Linked DNA regions of Homo sapiens: region 1 is linked to region 2. A link is a contact called in ENCODE Hi-C or POLR2A ChIA-PET data. All regions are on one chromosome and are shown on one strand. Each heading gives the region's core, a stretch centred on a gene start or an enhancer-like site at or near the end of the contact. The rest is flanking DNA. Distances are from core to core; before and after follow the strand shown. Region 1 has its middle 270 kb from the start of LNC-LBCS. Region 2 has its middle 14 kb from the start of ID4.

Region 1 (2,924 bases), core at 405-2,904, 310 kb before region 2:
TGCGCTCTAAGATACGTGAAAGCACATACCCACAGAAAATAAGCTGCCTCCAAGTCTGCAAGTCTTAGACTTTGCAAATATTGACAATGTCAGCCTGTAAGAGCCTTTACACATGTACGCATTCAATCAATACATGGATTGATACTTAGATCTAGAGGCAGTTAAAAAGAGCAGTGTTCAAGGATAGTAAGGAAGAACGACTTGTTTGCAGCCCTGGTTGCTGAACACACTGCAGAGCTCAGAAAAGAGTAGGTGTTCAATAAATATTTGTTGAATAAGTGTTGAAAGAACACCTATAAATCTTTCTCTTCTCACAATGACTCAAACATATAAAGCAGAATGATAGCCCTTGGGCTAGGAAGGTTGGCCTGCGTGATTTCCCCGTTAGCCTGCCTGATTCCAGGTGGGAAGAAAACAGCTTGGCTGCCTCTGCTTAACCTCAAGCTCTTAGCTTTCCCATAACTTTATTAGATAACTCATCTTTTCCTCACCCAAGACAGATTGAGGAACCTATGCATATCCTAGGGTGAAAAAGTAGTACTCTGCACAGGAATGACTCAGCTGTAATGACAGGCCATGGATCGGAGAGGGCAGCTGGTTTCCAATATTCACCCTTCTGTGGACCTAACGAACCTACTGAGGCCAGCTCTAAAAACACTGACTCTTACACATTGAGCCTATCTTTGCAAATTAATTGCAGTCCAGGACCACCACAATGTATGACCTATTCTGCTCTACACAGTGACACTGTGCCTATCCACTCACATAAAGCTTTCTTGATCAAGTAGAATGAAAGAAAGATCCAAAAGAGTACACAACTTGACCAGGAACAACAACTACCACCAAAAGAGAAACCAGCATTAGCTTAAGGGAGGAGTTCTTATACATCTGGCATTATTTGGGAACAAGGTGTTCCAGATTTATGAATTTGCCAGAGTTTAGGAAAAGGCAGACTCTGTGTGAAGAACATATGCAATGGACATGCAATAACTAAGGATGGAAATTAATTACATCTGTGCAAGAAGGAAGTGGGGGCCAGAGAGAGGGCAAGGGAATCAAGCCCTCAAGAGCTCATAAAGAGACTGAGGGGAATTCTGGGTTTTTCAGGACACATAGGGATTTGGGCTGATTTCATGTGAATCTAAAATGATGGAGTGACTCCCCAGTAACACTGGAGAATCAAGAAACTTGCAAATTTAGGGCTAGAACCCAGGTGTTTTCAACCAGTCAGCCGCTCTTCCCAAACATCATTTTGCCCTTCACATATGTGATAACATGCTCTATAAAGTTGCCCAAGTTTGAGAGGAATTTTTAGAATATAACTTTACAAAGGACAGATGTGTGTTTTATATTTATATTTATGTAAAACACACGTATATGTGTGTGTGAGGGAGAGAGAGAGGGGGGCTTTATATAACGCACAGCAAGGGTTTTATTTTCTCCCTTCTGCATCTGTAAGCTCATTTCTAATCAGAGAGCCGTTTCACAACACAGGCAGCTGAGGAAGAAGATTGGCCCTTCAGGGCGAGCCGGCTTGTTTCCACTTGCTACAGAGGTGAGGAGTAGTGGTGCTGCCAGCTGCCCTGATAGTGACTCCATCTGCCCTGCCCCCACCATCGCCCCAGGCCGTGCCACACCTCCCCAAGCCAACTGCTGGGCTTCTGAAGGCACCCTGAGATACCAAGCGTTACCTGGCAACCGCGCACCTGTGAGCCAGGTCAGCCAGGCAGGTGGTGCTAACCTGTGTGTTCAGGTCTGAGGGCGCCCAATGCGTTCCTGTGCTCCCTCATTACAGCTCACTCCCTCGGCCCAGAGAGAACAGAGCTGATTGTTTTCCTTCTCGGTTTCCTAGAGACAACAGATCCACTGATTAGCTTTCTCCATCAAGCATTCAAAAAGGCCAAGCTACACACCGTAACATTAACCTTGAACTTGGAACTCTTAAGAAAGTGCCCAGTTTTATTTGGGGAAAAGATCTCTGCCAGCAAAGCCGATCCTTAATTTGGGAAATGTAAGGAAAGAACTCAGAGTAGTTAATAATAAATTATAATGCATGTGTGTAAAAAGAGAAAAAAAATATGTAACAATTATGCTTTCATTTTGTTTGGTTTTGCTTTGATCTCTGTTCTTCCCCACCCCGTCGCCACCAGAAGAGGTTCACCTGTCTGAGGAGAGATGATGAGATGGCTCTGGGATGGGCCTCTCTGGCCATTTCAAGGAGCAAGCGGTTCAGGGTTTGACCAGCTGTGACTCTCCACTGTATCCAGAGTTCCCGCTGCTGGCATGGAAACCTGACATTGACCTCACTTCTTGTCTGCTGACCTTGCTCATCTCAGGCACCATTTTCTGGAAGCAGATGAACAACTGTAAGGACAGAGAACTAGGCTGCTGCAGTGCCTCCTCCTTCCATCGCCCCAAGGGGAGTAGGTCTGGGCAGGGAAGGACCCAGCCAAAAGTGGTTGTCTGTACGCTGCTGGGGCAACCCCAATAAATATTTTGTAAATGTTTCTTTAGTCCCCCTTAGTGCATTAAGAAAAAAAATTCTGTGCTCATTTTTGCATGTACCATATCCCTAGCTTTGTAGTTGTAGCCATAGATTAAGTTGTATTAGAAATCCGACTTCCTTTATTACATTACTCTAGTTATCCCTTCTTTTCTCTGCCTTTATTTGTTCCCTAGTCGTTTCTGTCCTCTCTCATTCTCCCCGCATGTGACTTTTTGTCTTAACCCATTACTTTTTGCTGTACTGTCTCTTCCATGCCATCCAACTTTATCCCATTGGCTGTGTGTCCTGAAAATGTCCAAATTAGGTGTTTATGCCTCTATAAAAAGCATTTTCTGAATCACCCTTAGGAGATCAATCCCCTGTCCTCCTGCTCTTTGCTCCGTAAGAAAGATCCACCTACGACCTCAGGTCCTCAGAC
Region 2 (2,959 bases), core at 300-2,799:
GGAGTTATTCCTGAGAGGGCTATGTTCCTGAGAGAACAAAATTATTGTTTTTGAAACTCTAGAGAGAACTGCTCTGGCAAAAGAAATGTATCTTTTCATCTACAGTCATTCTGAGGTGAAAGATCTCATGATCACTCTGGACTATACAACCCACAAGCAGACTTCAAGGATACCTACAGGAACCCCAGAAGTCCTGATTGATCACACAGGCCCTAAAGACCCTATCAACTTGTTTATCAACTTGCAATTCTAATTTCCTGAGAGTAAAACACCAGTAAAAAATAATCTCCTCCCTCAATATTCTAGAGAATGCAAAGAAATACACAGTCACTGTAGACCTGTGAGCTTTTGCCAAGTTTGGTTTTCATTATTATACATATGAAGAGAATCATCTTCGCCAAAATCTATAAAGGGGCTGATTAACTCAGCTCTGTAGTAATTGTTTCATATTAAATCAGTCCAAAAGTTTAGGGCATGTTTCTCAGGAACTCTTTATCTAGCATCAGGTATGTATCTAAACAGTATAGTATCTGTTAATTTTGAAGTTATATAAAAAAAGAAAATGTGCATTTTCACACGTCTTAGTAGAAGCTCTTTACAGTTTATATAATCCAATGTTGATAGAGTAAAATTTTTTTATTCTTTCCAGTAATCAAAAAGTAGTCAAAATAAACAAAAGTTTCAACTTTTAGAGGTATCATTTTTTAGATTAGATTGCTTATATGGTTTGATGCTTTCTTAGAAGGTTGAATGATTCTAAAATGCTTTTAAGAAAAACATCAAGAATAAAAAGAATTACTTAAAACCAGGTCAAATAAAAAAAGATTATCAGAGATCTCATAAGGCTTGCAATATCATTTCAAGATTTATTTTAAAAGTAAGATTGCACTTTGTTCACTATTCTTCCCCTGCCAAAAGACACAGAACTTCCTTGTGAAACTGTGTTTAGGATCCATACCATAATATCATCTTTTCCAGGAAACTGAATCATAAAGAGGTCTATAGGGTGATCCTAGGAATGAAATCCCAAAATTCCGCAGGATGGGGCTAAGGTTTGTATTTTCAACCTGAGAACTTCAGGCTGCTTCTCCTTCAGCAACCTCCTCCTCTTCTCCACTGCAGCTCCCCCCAGCCTCCCTGAAGTCCCAGGGAGCTGGGGCCTGTCCTTCCTAACACAAACTTTCTTTCTTCTGGAAGTGCTGGAAAATCTCAGAGAGACTCACTGTCTCCCACATCCTGTAAATTTACCCAGGAGAGAAGCACTGTGCACACTTTGTGAGGAGGGTCGCGCTCATTGGAGAGACTCGGTGAAAGCAACGAGGAGACTGTACAAGCACACACGCAGCCTCTTCACCTCACACTCCACAGCTATTTCTCATGCACTCTGGCCTTAACTTTGCTGACCTTGCCACCGCAAGGTTTTATATCACTAAATAACAGAGCACGAGGCTGCCATGGTGGACAATCTGCCTGCACTTGCCCCTCCACATCACCAAAGCTCCTTAGATCCCATTCATCAAATATTTGCTTTTACACTTAAACACACAATTTATGAAACACAATTTCTGGTTCACCTAACCCTTGCATGACGTGAGTTTTGAAAAACCAGTAAATTTTCCTGCTGACATTCCTCAAGTTACACGCTTTCCTGGTCCTACAGGCAGTGCAAGTTATCTGCTGCCCTCTTTTGAATTTTAGGGCACACTGCACTCCTAAATAGGGCCTATTGCCTGAAGACAGCCTCTTTTCCCTGTCTAGGGGCTGCTTCAACCTTCTGGCTAATCCAGAGCCTACTGGAACAGCACTTTAACTCCCCTTTTGAGTGCTACTTTCTCTGCTGGTGTTCTTCCAAAGCAAAAGCAAAACCAATTTTATGAAGCAGCAAAAGAAGTATAAAGCATGCTATTACTTGTTCTTTTCTTTTTTCCCAGCTTATTGAGGTATAATTGACAAATAAAAATTCCATATATTTAAGGTATACAACTTGATGTTTTCACATATGTATACATTGTAAAATGATCATCGCAATCAAGCTAATTAACTTATCCAACACCTGATATCATTACCATTTGTGTGTGTATGTGTGTGCTGACAACACTTAAACGCTCTACCCTCTTATCAAATTTCAAGTATACTGCACAATATCATTAACTATTGCCACCATGTTGTACACTGGATTTCCAGAACTTATTCATCTTGCGTAACTGAAAATTTGTACCCGTTGACCAACATCTCCTTACTCCCCCAGCCTCTCCCCATAACTACCCTTCTAAACCTGCTTTGATGAGTTTTACCTTTTTACATTCCATATATAAGTGAGGTTATACAGTTTTCTGTTTCTGGTTTATTTCACTTAACATCCTCCAGGTTCATCCATGTTGTCACAAATAGGAGGATTTCCTTCTTTTTTAAGGTCGAATAATATTCCAGTATGTATATATACACTACATTTTCTTTACCTATTCATCCATTGACAGATGCTTAGGTTGTTTCCATAACTTCGCTATTGTAATTTCATTTCTTATCCGCCTGCCCCCTCTGGGCTGATCTATTAATTCCCCTAAAGTGTCTGCATGTAGTTCTGTTGATAAAGATACTGAAATGAAGAAGTATGCCAGAATACGATTTGCAAGCCTGTCCAGCTGAAGATAGCCATCCTTCCCAGACAGTAGAGGTTGAGGTTCTCACAGCAGTGACAGGTCACAGGGACATAGGCAGCCCTTCTAGGAAGTTAAACCTGCTGGGCTAGGCACGGCTCATTAACCCAGGTTTTGTGCAGACCTCCCCAACAACTGCTCTGCTGCAATGGGAGCATTCTCCAGTAACCATTGGTACCATGGCCCCTCCCTCAACCCCTCCCTCATAACGTCTCCCTGTGCTACCCTGACGTCCCTGGATAATCAACGCTCCTATTTCCTAGTGCCTACCAAACACGAGAAAGAACAGGTGAACATGACCC

Evidence for each region. A loop is a pair of places that touch in the nucleus more often than their neighbours do. ChIA-PET counts read pairs that join two places held with the same protein, here RNA polymerase II (POLR2A). Pooled maps may share reads with other maps.
Region 1: a loop to region 2 is called in a map of PC-9, with 5 times the contacts of the local background. The contact joins two enhancer-like sites. A Hi-C loop is called at or near these places in 6 of 168 maps with a recorded cell type or tissue (Caco-2, Calu3, HepG2 and 3 more) and 5 of 50 pooled maps. POLR2A ChIA-PET finds 5 or more read pairs at or near these places in 3 of 52 experiments (HEK293, OCI-LY7 and activated T-cell).

Annotation. Positions count from the first base shown.
Region 1 is chr6:19,536,622-19,539,545 of GRCh38, forward strand. No RefSeq gene overlaps it. Among named protein-coding and RNA genes, the nearest start is that of LNC-LBCS, 270 kb to the right of the region's middle. Within about 2 kb of position 1,655, at least 3 of the 41 ENCODE cell types and tissues checked have a DNase peak (open chromatin) inside an H3K27ac peak, as active enhancers do.
Region 2 is chr6:19,850,342-19,853,300 of GRCh38, forward strand. No RefSeq gene overlaps it. Among named protein-coding and RNA genes, the nearest start is that of ID4, 14 kb to the left of the region's middle. Within about 2 kb of position 1,550, at least 3 of the 41 ENCODE cell types and tissues checked have a DNase peak (open chromatin) inside an H3K27ac peak, as active enhancers do.